2 separate regions of the Homo sapiens genome follow, and region 1 is linked to region 2. Evidence: chromatin loops called from intact Hi-C (ENCODE). Cell type or tissue: ovary. All regions are shown on one strand.

Region 1 (8,000 bases), 67 kb before region 2:
TTAATAGATTAACAGTACCCCCACCTTGGGATATGCTGTATGTGATGGCATGGGATGTCTGACCGCAGTACAAATACAAGTAATGGGTCAAGCACACCATAGCCCACCATATGGGATGGTTACATCCTCAACAATGTAGCCAATCTCTCCAGCTAACTGATGGTATGTGGCTAGGATAGCAGAATAATGCCCATCTTCATACTGGGGCCCATCCCTCCACGTGGGGTTGGCTATGGGCCTGCGGCACTCATGGTTGCATTACTTACCTTATAATGGAACCAGGAGATGCAACTGGGGGCACCCTTACCGGGACATATCCTGTCCCATCTGGATCCTCTCCCTGCCAATTGGGAAAGCATAAAAGCCAGATATTGTCATCAGAAATGGACACCCTTGTGGTTTTACCCCCCAGGAGGCGGCCATAGATGTAAAATTACAAGTAGAGGCCGTAGCTAAGCATATGGCTGCTGCCTTTAATAACACTCACTCTGCCATCACCTTTCTCCCTGAAGAAACCTCACAGATTAGACAGCCTTAAAGAACTGTATGGCCTTAGATATCCTGCCTGCAGCCCAAGGTGGCACATGTGCATTAACTAAGACTGAGTCTTGCGTGTATGTGTGTGTGTGTGTGTGTGTATCAGATTATTCCCACAGTGTAACCCTAGCTATGAAGGCCTTAAATATTTCCACCATAGATGCCTCATCCTAAGGCCTTGTGATGGCACGCTTTAGTCAACTCCCTAGTGCATGGAAGACTTATACATCGCTTAATTGGCATTCTACTCAGTGTCTTCTTCAGCTGCTATGGATTTTATTGCTATTGTGCTGTCTGTATGGGGATGCAAGACAGACTTCTCAGCAGCTCTTAGTTCCCCACACCAAAATGCTCCAGCAAGTTCCCACTGTCAATCTGGGAATTCAAGAATATTTCCAACTCCAGGTAAGCAGATTCCATCCCATTACCTCCTAATTATGCCTCTTTTCAGCAGGAAGTAGCCAGATCGCCTGCATTGACCACTTCCCATAGAAATGGATGGGATTTGACAGTAGGGAGCTGTAACCAAGTAACTGAACTTCAAAAATGCATTTCAGGCCAGGCACGGTGCTCAGGCCTGTAATCCTTGCACTCTGGGAGGCCTACGCAGGTGGATCACCTGAGGTCAAGAGTTCAAGGCCCGCTTGACCAACATGTGAAACCTCATCTCTACTAAAAATACAAAAATTAGCCGGGCGTGGTGGCAGGGCACCTGTAATCCCAGCTACTTGGGAGGCTGAGGCAGGAGAATCACTTGAATCCAGGAGGTGGAGGTTGTAGTGAGCCAAGATCGTGCCACTGCACTCTAACCTGGGCAACAGAGCAAAAACTCGCCTCAAAAAAAAAAAAAAGAAAAAGAAAAAAAAGAAAGAAAGAAAATGCATTTTAAAACTTTTTTCTTTTTTTCTCTCTTTTTTTTAGTCTCAAGATATAACCTTGAAGCAAACTGCAGAAATTTTTTCCCCTCCTCAGTCTTAATATATAGCTTTGAAACATACCAAGAGTCTTTGTTCCCCCGCCATTTCCCACCGTACACTCCCTTACGTCACATACATTTATCTGACTGTAGGCTTGTATCTAAATATGTGCTTACTTAGAAGTTCTAGGGACTAATTTTGAGACAGATTACAGGCATGGAAACCCAGCTGCAAAATTCCAGAGATTACCTCAAAGCAGTTAGTCAACAACCCGGCCATTGTGGGGATGATGCCAGCCCATGCTCCAGGTGGACCATGACTCAAGATAGCCACCAGAACGAGACGCACGGACCTGTACCCAGCACCACTCCTTGCATGCCACCCACTGCAAGTTCCCTTTGTAAGCCCCTCTCCCCAGGCTAAAGTTTGAAATGGTTCCTTTAAGGCACAAGCCATGGCCACTTCTCCAGTGCTAGCTCTGGAATAAAGCTTCTTTCTTTTCACTGCATCTTGTCCTTGTTATTGGTTTTGCAAGCAGCCAAGCCTGCATTTGGTTACATTTTATTGTTTTAAAACTACTTTCAAATGCATTACTTCTAAAAATTCTCAAAATTACTCACTGATGTACTAGAATATATCATCAGATATGATGCCTTGAAAAGCTCTAGAGCTCTTTCTTAGCTTGCTTCTTCGAACATTGGCTCAGGTAGCTTCTCTCTCCCACCTCTCTCTACATTCCTTGAGTCACTACTTGAATTTAAGTCTTCAATAGATAATGCACACTTGTTGGAAAGAGCTCTGGATGTGTGGGCACATGACAAACGACTGATTTTCCCTCAGAATCGCCTCTCAAGTCATCCAAATCCAGATGCCCAGAATTGTTTCCTTTATCTCTTCTCTATCATCAAAAGACCTAGAGAGTAGGAGGATGCATAGAACCTGCTCTGAGGCAATAAGACAGAGCAGGGATCTATCTTAGAGGTGAGCAGGGCACCCTCCCCAACCCAGCATGGAAATAAAGGAAAATCTTCAATTTCTTAGCTAGCCTTGAAAAGAAAAAAGAGGAACTAGATAAGCAAGAAGGTAATGCTAGCTTAAAACAATAACCAGGGAAGTTAGAATCAGGGGATGTTTGGTTCCCTATAGAAACTAAAAATAGCATCTTAACATACATCCCTGAGTTCTTCAGAAACTCAGACCCCCAACAAACAGATCTGCTGGCACATAGACCTCAGATAAGGGGGAAACTGAGGACTAAACTCTCACCACCGTTCATCTAAATTATTTCGAGTGGCCTGGAGAAAGTCACACCCATGATCCAAAGCTAACATTCTGTTCTGCTGACCCCCATTCTTAAACAAACTTTCATCTCCTTAACCAATTGCAAATCAGATGATCTTTGACTCTACCTATGACCTGTGAGCCCCTGCTTCAATACCTTGCCTTATTCAGCCAAACTAATGTGTAATCTCCACATTTTAATTTACTATTTTGCCTGTAACTTTTGCTTTCCTGAAATTTATTCCCGCCTTTATTTAATTATTTATTTATTTTTTTGAGACGGAGTTTCGCTTTGTCGCCCAGGCTGGAGTGCAGTGGCGCAATCTCGGCTCACTGGAAGCTCCACCCCCCAGGTTCACGCCATTCTCCTGCCTCAGCCTCCCCAGTAGCTGGGACTGCAGGCGCCCGCCACCACGCCTGGCTAATTTTTTTGTATTTTTAGTAGAGACGGGGTTTCACTGTATTAGCCGGGATGGTCTCGATCTCCTGACCTCGTGATCCGCCTGCCTCGGCCTCCCAAAGTGCTGGGATTACAGGCGTCAGCCACCGAACCCGGCCTTTTCCCGCCTTTAAAAACCCTTACCTGAAGTCATCAGAGAGGTCAGGTCTTCAGTGTGAGCCACAAGGTTCTCCTTGCTTGCTGCTTTGCAAATAAACTCCCTCCTTTCTCCTGCCGCAGACCTTGGTGTGGATATTTGATCTTACTGTGCTGGACGATCAGACCCCAGTTCAGTTCCATAGGAACAATATCTCTCCCGTGCCCCACAGAGTCTATCAGCACATGATTCCCTATTATTCAATGATTGCTTGACAGGAGCTGAAGTATGAAGAAAAGTTCTGGATATAAACGGAATATTCTGACATTCTAATAGCTAGGTGGTCCAGTGACAAACTCAACCAAGGTGGCTCAGGTAGGAGTGGCCTTGCGGATGTTGATAGAAAATACATTCAAGACCAGGTACAATGGCTCACGTCTGTAATCTCAGCACTTTGTGAGGCCGAAACGGGCGGATCACTTAAGGTCAGGAGTTCGAGACCAGCCTGGCCAACATGATGAAACCTCGCCTCCACCAAAAATACAAAAAACTACCAGGGTGTGGGGGTGCCCACCTGTAGTCCCAGCTGCTTGGGAGGCTGAGGCAGGAGATTCACTTGAGCCTGGGAAATGGAGGTTGCAGTGAGCCAAGATTGCTCCACTGCACTCCAGCCTGGGTGACAGAGGGAGATTCTGTCTCCAAAGTAAATAAATAAATAGAAAAAGAAAATACATTCAAGTATCTTACATTATCCATAAGTGAAACCTTTGGTTACTGTTACTGAAACAATATTCGTTGCATATACCAATTTAGGGGGAGTTGGTATGAAACGTGCTGGAAATTCCAGATGTGATATGGAAAGGTCACCCATGGGATGCTCACACAAACTCAGTTTAAGGGCTGGTGGTCTTGACCAGAGTGAGCTGAGTTTAGGGCTGAGTCTTGAGTTCCTGAAAAACAATTAGGTCAACACCTTGTGATGCATACTTCAGAGTCAGATGTGATATATAGGAACATTGTGGAAACTATGGCTAGGCTACCTGACATTTTACTAAGGCAGTAAGGACTACAGCGTCAGCAAAGGTTATTGTTAATGAGGACTAAACTCTGATTTTTTTTATCTTGCCCAAATTCCTATCTAAGGGGTCTGGGGAGTCATGCCCTACAAATCATCAATTCTCATCAGATGAGTTTTATTTAACCCTGTATATCATGTTTTACTTTCCAACCTGACTCTGGCATAACATTACCAGACAAACAAGAAAAAGTATTTTGCCCCAAAACATGTTTCTTTGCCACATTTTGAAATTGCCCTGCAAAGCTGTTCTTTGTGGGGGAAAATTTGCATCTGTAAAGAATCTCTATTAACATAGCTAAATATTTTTCTTCCAGACCTTCCAATCCTAAAGATATTAATTAAGATCTGAAAGGGAAACATTTGTCATCTATTGTCTCTAAGGGCAGCCACTATAAGACTTCGAAAGAATTGGTCTCTACCATCTTTATTTTAACCTGAATATTCCCTTTCTATCAATCTCAGGTCTTTAGACAAAACTAGTTGTCAACCAGAAAATGTTTAAATACACCTATGGCCTGGAGGCCCTCCACTCCCCATCAGCTTTGAGTTGTCCCGCCTTGCTGGACCAAACCAATGTATTTCTTAAATGTATTTGATTGATGTTTCATGCCTCTCTAAAATGTATAAAACCAGCTGTGCTCCAACCACCTTGGGCACATGTCCTCAGGACCTCCTGAGAGCTGTGTCATAGGCCATGGTCACTCATATTTGGCTCAGAATAAATCTCTTCAAATATTTTACAGAGTTTGACTCTTTTTTTTTTCTTTTCTTTTGTTTTGAAATGGTGTTTTGCTCCTGTTGCCCAGGCTGGAGTGCAATGGCGTGATCTCGGCTCACTGCAACCTCTGCCTCCCAGGTTCAAGCGATTCACCTGCCTCGGCCTCCCAAGTAGCTGGGATTACAGGTGCCCACCACCACGCCCAGCTAATTTTTGTATTTTTAGTAGAGATGGGGTTTCACCACCTCGGCCAGGTAGGTCTTGAACTCCTGACCTCAGGTGATCCTCCCGCCTTGGCCTCCCAAAGTGCTGGGATTACAGGCGTGAGCCACCACACCCAGCTGACTCGTTTCATCGACAATAACAAACTGCCTAGTAAAACTTCAGATACTGGCTACCTAATCATAACTATCTGGCCACCAGTTTCACTAGATACTCTTTCACCTCTCAACGAAAGTCCCACAGTTCACAATGTTATAAGTGGCTTTCTTCAGAGAAGTTTCTGTGTAACATAGCATAACCCTCCAGGGACTTCCCAGAACTTTGTCAGAAATTGAGTGCAGAAGCCAGGTCTCTCGTTGTCTACTGATAGCACCAGATAACCCCTTTCTGGGGTCACCTCACTCTAGGGTCTTGCACTTCTTCTGTGCCCTGGAGTCAGCCTTTGATGTTTGTAGCCTTTGCTTGAGGCCACTGTCTGAATAAACTCAAGTGTTCCAGATGAGAAGATACAGGAACAAGTTCACATAATAAGGCTATTCCCCATCACCACCTCCACTACCAATCAGCTGGAGCCTTGCAGCTCCCCCTGCTATTCCTTTCTCCACTGCTGCAGATTTCCAGGGCCCTGAGGAAAGGAGGACTCAGACTCTGCTCTTCAGATCCACACACTGATCCCAACTACAACCAGTGACCTGAACTTGGAGTCTGAGTAGGGTAAGAAGGGCTCTGCTGAGGATGTTTGGGGGACAGCCAGGAGCACTGAAAGGAGGCTGATTGAACTTTTAGATAGCAAACAATGGAGAAGGATCCAAATCATGGAAAACAAAGGTGTGAATTCTGGTCAGCCTCAGTCCCACTGATACAGGCTTTCCCTGCCCCTCCCTTCCTTCACCCCCAGTCTTCTCAAACACAATGCATTAAAACCGCTTACATCCTGCTCTTCTATCCTCTGTAGGTCTTTATCATCAGGACAGGGTTCCACAGATAGGAAGTACCGACCCTTTGTTCTGTGTCTGATGTGGACATTTGACATCATTAGAAGTGCTCTCAAATACATGCGTCTCATTAGACACTTGCAGGTCTGTAGGGAGCTATTATTAAGTCCATCTGAGGACACCAATGCTCAGAGTTGTGAATCAGGTTAGAGATTCAGTAAGGGCGGGAACACTTCTCATGGTAAATGAGGACAGAGCACTAGTTTAAACGGTAGACTCTTTCAAAAAGATCCCCACACTCCATGCTATCACCACAGAAGCCACTGTGGGGGCTCTTTTAGTCTTGGTGCTTGATTGATTACAGGAATATTTCAAATCTGGAATTCTGGTTGGGTGTAGTGGCTCATGCCTGAGAATCCCAGCACTTTGGGAAACCGAGGTGGGTAGATTACTTGAGGCCAGGATTTTGATACTAGCCTGGCCAACATGGCGAAACATTGTCTCTACTAAAAAAAATACAAAAATTAGCTGTGTGTGGTGGCAGGCACCTATAATCTCAGCTACGTGGGAGGCTGAGACAGAGAATCTATTGAACCCTGGAGGTGAAGGTTGCAGTGAGCCAAGACTGTGCCACTGCACTCCAGCCTGGGTGACACAGTGAGACTCTGTCTCAAAAATAAATAAACAAATAAAAACCTCAAAACTGGAGTTATTTTATGATGACATTTTCAAGGAGCAGCTCTGACAAACCAAGATCATTTGTAATAGTGATAATTAGGGGAATGACCCCTGAGAAGGAATATGGGTAGTTAGTAATGAACATACGTTCCACTCAGGCTTTGGAGAAAGTGTTATAAGGAAGTCAAGATTGGAGAAGCATCATTAAGTAATTGGAGAAGCAGGCAAGAAGTAATTGCAGGCTAGGCTGTCATTTTAGCGAATCGAAGCCTTCCTACCTAGGAACCACTTCCCAAGTAGTTACTCATTTTCTACATTTCCCTAAAATCTGACAACCCTTTCCACTTCAAGGACATAAACCTTAAAATATCATTCTCTTTTGGACACATGATCTCCTGAGAGTTGGTCTGGTAAAAAGGAGCCAGCTGGAGGGTGATTGGCTCCTCAGGTTGGGTGTAAGAGAGGGATGAGAGGAGATGGTTGGAATTCTCAAAATGAACTTCATCTATTTTTTCTAATTATGTGTTTCGCTTACACAGGCTGAAGCGTGTTTTTAGTTCTTAGAAACTCTATTCTCTAATGAGAATTAGCATCTTCTCATCGGGGAACCAAATAGTAAAATTGCACCCAAGTGCCTGCCTGGTGGGGAAGGAATTTTAAGGTGGAGTTCAGCTCTCTGGGCATTGTCTGGATAATGCTTTTCTTTCTCTTCTCTGTGGACACGCAGGCGGCCCCGGTGACTGAGATGGCATCGTCTCTAAAGATCTGGGGCACACTCTTGGCCCTACTTTGCATCCTATGCACACTGCTTGTACAGAGCAAAGAAGTTTCTTGGAGAGAATTCATGAAACAGCACTACTTAAGTCCAAGTCGAGAATTCAGAGAGTACAAATGTGATGTCCTCATGAGAGAAAATGAAGCTCTGAAAGACAAGAGCTCTCACATGTTTATCTATATCTCATGGTACAAAATCGAGCATATATGCACTAGTGACAACTGGATGGATCGCTTCCGAAATGCATATGTATGGGTCCAGAATCCTCTCAAAGTACTCAAGTGTCACCAGGAGAATTCCAAAAATAGCTACACAGAGAGCAG
Region 2 (8,000 bases):
AGTTCGAGACCAGCCTGGCCAACATGGTGAAACCCCGTCTGTACTAAAATTACAAAAATTAGCCAGACATGGTGGTGGGCACCTGTAATCCCAGCTACTCAGGAGGCTGAGACTGGAGAATCTCTTGAACCTGGGAGGCAGAGTTTGCATTGAGCCAAAATCGCACCACTGCACTTCAGCCTGGGCAATAGGGTGAGACTCTGTCTCAAAAAAAAAGAAATTTACTTTCACCAATTTACTTTACCTCGTGTGTAAAACAAAAGAGGGAATAAAAAGATTTTAAAATGAGGCTGTTAGTATAGATCTCTAAATTCTCTTAAAATTCATTTGTTCCATAATTCTCTGAACTCAAGTGAAAAAGACAAGCAAATCCCCCAAATCCATAGGGCTGCTTGTGTGCTGTGTTTGGGGAAAAAGATCTGACCAAGGTTCTAGCTACCAAAGAGTTCTCTACTGAGTGAAAGGTGAGCTCATTTCTTTCGTGTGTCCTCTCACAGCAGAAGAGGTTCTGAATGTCTTCCCAGAATCTTGCAGGACTCTGTGATACTAGAAGTAGAAGCTGCAATGTTTAATGGGAGAAAGACTGAAAATAGGTTTCAGATACACAAAGATCTTACATAATGAATGATTCATGGCCAGTGAGAACAAGACAATATAGATGTATTCTAATGCATCTTTCTTATCTTGGTGGGGGGCTCTTACTGGGCATAATCTCTTGAATTGAAAATAAACTTTTACCCTTACTTGACATATAACTAATTGTATGGCAATGAACACAAGAATTGAGTCTTACACTTACCTATGAACACAAGCATTGAGTCTTACACTTACCTATGTACTCCCCCCATGAATCAAATATAGTTCTAGGAACAGAGTGGGTAAACACATTTTTCTTAAATTAAATTGAAGTTTACCTATTAGTACAACAGTATAGATCTGAAGTCCAAGGTAAACGATGAATCAGACAATTAAACATGGCGATAGCTATAGTTTGATCAGCCTAGATTTTCATTGTCTCTCTGTTTGGGGGAGATAATAGCTTAGTAATGGTGTCTGAAATTGTATTCTGGGTCAGACTAGATTGTAGTGATGATACTTCATGTGAGTTACATTCTCTGGGGTACCTCCTTTGATAAAAATACTACAAGTAACACCAGATTAACAGATTTTATTTACCAATTGCTATTTTTTTTTAAAGAGACAGGGTCTCAGTATGTAGCCCCGGCTGGTCTCAAACTCCTGGGCTCAAGCGATACTCCTGCCTCAGCCTCCCAAGTACCTGGGATTCCAGGCACATGCCACCATGCCCAGTGTATTTTCTAGTTCTTTAAAGTGATTAGGGAGTCCCAGGAACACATCATCCTCAGAAAAAGGCTAACTCATCTTAAGGTTCTACATTTGTCCTGATTTGTGTAGACATCCCTCCTCTCAAAGTGTGCAACAGGAGAAAGGTTTTTAACGTGTCCTTTTCTGGGACTTTATCTTACTATTTATCTTTTATTTCATAGCCATTTTTTATGTAAGGTTCTTGTATCAGTTCAAACCCTGAGAACGTGCCAACAGACAACTTGAAGTGGTGTGGAGCAACATGCTGTTTTAATGAGCGCCTGGGTGCAGGCGGGCTGAGGCCTAAAATGGTGTCAGCACCAAACTGAGGAAGAGGCAGGGGTTTTATGGTCTCCTATAAACAGGAAGTGTCCCAGTTTGATGTGACCGCTACGTAGTACCCGGATGGCCTCTTTCTCGATCTTCAGGGTACGTGTCTTCCAGCCAGCTCTCTTCCTGCTTCTCCTATCTTGCTGGCACACGCTGCTGAAGCAAGCAGCCTTGCGCCTTGGGACTGGGCCTGAGAAGGGAGGAGTTACTCATCCCTTCAAGCTTTCGGGCCTCAGGGAGAATCTCATATTCCTGTCTATTTGGTTATAGAAAAAAGGGAAAAGGGATTACTTTCTCAATAACTACTTCAGGCGCGACACAGTGGGTGGTGAGAGCACCCTGAGAAAAGAAAACTTTAATTTTCGGGGGTATTCTTGAAAGATGGGTTGGTATCTACTGTGTCATTGTAGCAGGAGCACTGTCTGCATTGTCTGGAGACACATCTGTGCCTGCAAGACAGTTATGTTGAGAGGACAAGGAATTGTTGACAGGGAGAGGCATGGCCTTATTTGCTGCTTTACGAATGAAAGACCGTGTCTGGATTAAGGAAGGGAGGTAATTCTTGAGTGGCTCCAAGTCTGGTAAGGATGGAGGCCTTAAGACAAAATTTCAGCCATACATGATTTTGAAGGGACTATAAAAAGAGGGTGCTTTTGGTGTTGTGTGGAGTCTCATGAGGGTGAAAGGGAGATTTCTTGTCCATGACTGATGGGTTTCAAGAGCTAGCTTGCTGAGTTGAGCTTTAAGGACAGAGTTGACTTTTTAAACTTTGCCTGAAGATTGAGGCCTGTAAGGTGTGTGGAGAACCCATTTTATTCCTAAGGATGTAGAAATGCCTTGAGTAACTTGGCTTTAAAGTGGGCCCATTGTCGAACTGGATGGATGTTGGGAATCCAAAATGGGGAATTATATGCATGATGAGAGTTTGTGTGATGACATTTGTACCTTCTGAACTTGTTGGGAACACTTCTACTTACCCAGAGAAAGTACAGACAAAGACTAGGAGATAGCGGAGCCATTTATCGGGTGGCGATGTGAGTGAAGTCTACTTGCCAATCTTGCCCGAGTACCTGGCCCTGGGCTTGGTGGGTAGGAAAAGGCAGTGGCCAGAGGGAGCCCTGGGGTGACACTGAGTGGCAGATAGAGCAGGACTGGATGATTTTTTTTAACATGGCTGGAAAGGTGAGGACAAGAGAGAATAGGGTGGAGAAGTTGTAAGAGAAGTTTGTAACTGACATGGAAAGGGTTGTGGAGACCTTGGAGGATAGGGATTATTTGAGAGTGAGGAAGAATGAAGCGCCCTTCCTTGACATACCATGGTCCTTGCTTTTGAAGGTTTTGGGCCTGGAAGTCCTCCTTTTCTTTTGAGGAGTAAAGAGGAGAGAACAAGGACAGGGACAGAGCGTGGCTGGGTTTAGATGGGAGCTGGTTAGTACGGTGATGTGGGGAGTTTCTATGAATAGAGCATATAGTTGGAGGAGCTGTGGGGCAGAGATGAGACTTAGTACACTGAGCTAGAATATCTTTGATGTTTTGGGTTGAACAAACTGTTAGGTTGGCATGGAGAGATAGTTTTAGGCTTTTAAGGGTGAGGACAGCAGCTGCCACCAATGCTTGGAGACAGGCAGGCCATCCAAGAACTGTGGCTTCAAGCTGTTTAGAGAGATGGCAACAACCTGGAGGGTGGGTCCTTTAGGCTGGGTTAGAACACCCAGTGCAACTCCATGCCATTCATCGGTGTAGAGGGAAAAAGGTTTGGTGAGGTCTGTGTCTGGGCAAGTGAGGACGGGGGCTGAGGTGAGAGCCTTCTGGAGTAGACAGAAAGGTTGGGTAATAGGCTGTGCAGGGTTTAAAGGCTCACGGAGGGGGCCTTTAGCGGCTTGGTATAACCGTTTGTCAAGTAGAGTGAAGGAGGGAACCTCGAGGCTAAAATATCCTGCTAGTCCTAGAAAAGAGAGAATTTCTTGCTTAGTTTGTGGAGGTGGGAGGGACCGGAGGAGGGATATGCCATTGGTTGTGAGCCTTCGGGTTTCTGGGGCAAGGGCTAAACTTAGGTAGGTGACTGAAGGGGTGCATATCTGTGCTTTCTTAGGGGAGACTTGATACCTTCGTTCTGCCAGGAAGTTTAAAAGAGAGATAGTATGGGTGTTGCAGTTTTTTTTTGAGAGGGGCTACCCAGGAGCAGATCATTAGCATATTGAAGGACAGTGGCCCGTTTTAGGGATAAGGTACAGAGATTGCGAGCAAGGGCCAGTCTAAAAAGGTGGGGGCTGTCTCTGAAACCTTGAGGTAGCACGCACCAGGTGAGCTGACGTGAAAGGTGGGTGTCGGGGTTTTCCCACATAAAGGCAAAGAGGTTTTGGGAATCAGGGTGTAAAGGAATTGTGAAAAAAAGCAACCTTTAGGTTTAGAAGAGAAAAATGGGTGGTATTGGAGGGAACTGAGGAAAGTAAAGTGTATGGGTTAGGAACTGCTGGACATACTGGGAGTACAGCTTGGTTAATGAGCCTGAGGTCCTGGACTGCGTGATTAAGTTCCATCTGGCTTTTTAACAGGTAGAACTGGTGTGTTAAAAGGGGGGTCTGTTGGGCGGAGTAGGTGACAGGCAAGGAGGTGAGAAATGATAGGCTTTAGGCCTATGAGAGCTGTTAGGGGGATGGGATACTGCTTCTGTGATAGGAACTGGGCTCCTTAAGGGTAACGTGGACGGGGCTGTGGTGTTCTGCGACTGAGGGTGTGGAAGTATCCTAAACAGCAGGGTTAACTACGGTTGGGGGATAAGGAAAAGTTGCATGTTTTAATATGGGAGGTTGGAGGAGTAGAAGAAAGTTAGAAGCTCCGGAGGGGTCTGGGTTGATGCGTTGGGTACCATGGAGAACGTGGAGGTGGAGAGTAGTGTGGAGTTTTGAAAGGATGTCTCTGCCTAGGAGTGGAGTTGGGCAAGAGGGCAGGACTAAGAAAGAGTGAGTGAAGGAAAAGGTGTTCAGGGAGCGGAACAGTGGAGGGGGGCTCGGGGTTTGGAGACTTCTTCATCAATTCCTACAACAGAGACTTGGGAGGGCTGGGTGGGTCCTGAAAATTTAGGTAAAGTAGGGTAGGTTGCCCGGTATTAATAAAAAAAAAAACATACTGTCCTACCTGCCACCATCAGGGTTACCCTTGGCTCAGATGAAGCGATGGTAGTTGCCAGGGCGTCCATTCCAGGGCACCGTCAGTCTTCAGCAGCAAGGCCGATGAGATCCCAGTAGGAGGTTTTGGTCGGCTCAGGAAGGGATGGGGGCAGTCCTTGCGGGGGCTGCTCACAGTCCAACTTCCAGTGGGGTCCTCTGCAGAGGGGGCATGGCCTGGTGGGCTTACCTGGGTTTGGGCATTGTCTGGACCGGTGGCTTTCATTGCCACACTTGAAATAGGCACGAGGTGGAGGTGGATTGCTAGGAGGCCTCCATGTGGAGCTGCAGCCCCGTGGGCCTGCAGGGCCCCTGATGGCGGAGGCAAGCATTTGAAACTGTGCCTGTTTTTTGCCTTTTACTTTCCTCATTATGATTGTTAAAGACTTTGAAGGCTAAATTAAGAAGGTCTTGTGGGGTTTGAGGGCCGTCATCAAGCTTCTGAAGCTTGCACTGAATATCAGGGTGGATTGGGAGATGAAGTGAAGGTTTAAAATAGTGGTTCCTTCTAGGTTGGCTGGATCTAGGTTGGTATACTTTCTCCTGGCTTCAGTTAAACGAGAGAGAAAAAGGGCTGGGTTTTCGTCAGGACCTTAGGTGATTTCTGAAAGTTTTTCATAGTTGACTGCGTCTTGAGTCCTGCAAGGAGACACACAATTATACGGTCTTGACAGCAGCGTCCAGGGGCCCCATCTTGATAATCCTAGTGGGGGTCCTGGCTGAGGACTGCCTTTGTACCAGTGGGTTGGGCAGCCCAGTCATTAAGTGTATCAGCATGTGCCTGAGCTAGGGCCCAGATATGGTCTTGGTTTTCTGGGGTGAGGGTGGAAGAGAGGGTAATGTAGAGGTCATGCCAAGCTAGTTTATAAGACTGGGTAAGGTACTGAAACTTCCTAATATAAGAGGTAGGGTCTTCTGGAAATGAGTCTTTTGTTAATTTGAGAATGATCAGTGAGGGAGAAGGGAACATGAATTTTAACAATACCTTTAGCTCCTGCTACTTCCCGAGGGGGGCACTCTAGCACTGGCGCTGAAGTAAGGTTGGGACATGGGCCAAAGATGATACCCAAGCAAGTATGGGTGGGAGAGAAGGAAGAAGCCAGAAGTGGTTGGTTCCTGCTGAGGGTTTGAAGGGGGAAGGGGGGTTGAGTTGATAGGCAGTGGAGGATAGATAGGGGCTTAAGGTGATGGGATGGGTTTATAGGCCTCAAGAGAGGGCAGTGAGGAAAGAGAATGGGTACAGGCAATGCTAGAGTTGACCTGAGAAGGGGGGCGGGGTGTAGGAAGGGAAGTGGGTACGTTTGGAGGTGATGCCATCTGGGAAGATGGCAGCTGAGAAGACAAAGAAGAGGCTTGGGAGGTTAAAGAAGACGGTTGAGAGGGAAAGGTAGGGGCTGGGAGGGGTGGACAGCAGTCTGCTGGACCCAACGAGGAAAAAGAGGTAGGGTCAGGAGAAGAAAGGCGATCAGGGCGGCAAGAATGGAGGAGAAGGATTTGAACAGGTAAGCAAGAATTGTAGAGTTCGGGTTGTGATCTGAGTGCAAAAAGGCCTGGACATAAGGAATTTCTCCCCATTTCTCCAGTCGTTGGCAATAACTGCTTAAATCAGTTAAAACTGTGAAGTCGAGTGCTCCATTTGCAGGCCATTTGGACCCATTATCCAATTCATATTGTGGCCAGACTGAATTACAAAAAAGACAAGGTGCTTAGGGCAGATATCTTGGCTGAGGCCTAAGGTTTGCAGGTTTTTTTATGAGGCAGCCTAGAGGGCTATTTTTTGGAATGGACGACTGGGAGTTTTTTATAAAGGAGGGTTGGCTCGGGAAAACAGGGAAAAGGACACTGTCCTGGATGGCCAGAGGGAGACGATAAAAAGAACGATCGTCACCGCTGCCTTTTTCATTCCTGGAATGGGATCGAATGGCTTAGAGGTGTCCCCCTAAGACCAGATGATCAGCAAGTGCTTGGCACACTCCAGAGCCTTTTTGGACCAATGTTGGATTTTCGGACCAGAGAAACCAAGAGAAACCATGCGGATTTTTCCCTGTTAACCAGGGTCCTGGGGAAACTCACCAGTAGGCGAGATCAGTGACCGGTGTGCACGCACAGAGAGCTGACTGGAGGCTGAGGAGCTTCCTTTGTCCGGCTGCTGTGGCCTGCTCTCCGGGGTGGAGGGGTAGGTCCACGGGGGATGCAGACCTGAGCCTCTCCCGGGTTTTGGCACCAAAATGTAAGGTTCTTGTATCCGTTTGAACCCCGAGAGGGAGCCAACAGACAACACGACGCGGTGTGGAGCAACATGCTGTTTTAATGAGCGCCTGGGTGCAGGCAGGCTGAGGCCTAAAATGGCGTCAGCACCAAAATGAGAACAGAGCAGGGGTTTTATGGTCTCCTGTAAACAGGAAGTGTCCCAGTTTGACGTGACTGCTATGTACTACATACTACAGTACCCAGACGGCCTCTTTTTCAATCTTCAGGGGTACGTGTCTTCCCACCAGGGTAGGGGTCTTCCAGCTGGCTGTCTTCCTGCTTCGGCTACCTTGCTGGTGCACGCTGCTGACACAAATAGCCTTGTGCCTTGGGACTGGGCCTGAGAAGGGAGGAGTTACTCATCCCTTCAAGCTTTCAGGCCTCAGGGAGAATCTTACAGTTTTTATCATGGACAGGTGGAAATCTAGATGTTTCTAATTCAGACCCCAAGTTTTGGAATGAGTTTGGCATCTCACTTGGAAGACCTGGGGATACTTAACTCCCAAATACCGGGAGGCTCCAAGTTTCCACTAGAGGGCCACACATACTTTGAGACAAGAAAGAGGTTGGCAAATAACACAGGAATTCTAAAGCAATAAGCTGCAAAAAGTAGGGGGAGGAGGAATGTTTTTATGCAGAGCCTTGCGAGAATGAGCCGCTGCTGGGAGGTGGGTGGGAGGGTGCCCATAGCAGCAGCAGTGACTAAAACCACCACCACCTCCATCTTAGTTGTTTTCCTTTGTTGATGAAAAGAGTCAAACTCTGTAACGTATTTGAAAAGGTTTGTTCTGAGCCAAATGGGAGTGACCAATGGCCCATGACACAGCCCTCAAGAGATCCTGAGAACATGTGCCCAAGGTGGTCAGGCTACAACATGGTTTTATATATTTTAGGGAAACATAAGCCATCAGTCAGTACATGTAAGAT

What was found. Peaks named below come from ENCODE experiments on the same cell type or tissue, not always from the same donor. Only the 100,000 strongest peaks of a DNase experiment are listed, where the experiment ranks them.
Region 1: it touches region 2 in a loop (2.5-fold over the local background); 4 of 110 quality-filtered maps call a loop at or near these places.

The regions. Positions count from the first base shown.
Region 1 is chr14:20,762,504-20,770,503 of GRCh38, forward strand. EDDM3B (epididymal protein 3B) reads left to right here and starts at 5,901. Exons shown (of 2, transcript NM_022360.5): 1 at 5,901-6,003; 2 at 7,630-8,000. The coding sequence starts at 7,648. LOC107984671 (a long non-coding RNA gene) reads right to left here. Exons shown (of 3, transcript XR_001750624.2): 2 at 267-340. RefSeq lists an enhancer at 5,609-5,888. In ovary, no CTCF peak of the experiment used is centred here; no DNase peak of the experiment used is centred here.
Region 2 is chr14:20,829,253-20,837,252 of GRCh38, forward strand. No RefSeq gene overlaps it. Among named protein-coding and RNA genes, the nearest start is that of RNASE1, 30 kb to the left of the region's middle. RefSeq lists an enhancer at 1-7. In ovary, no CTCF peak of the experiment used is centred here; no DNase peak of the experiment used is centred here.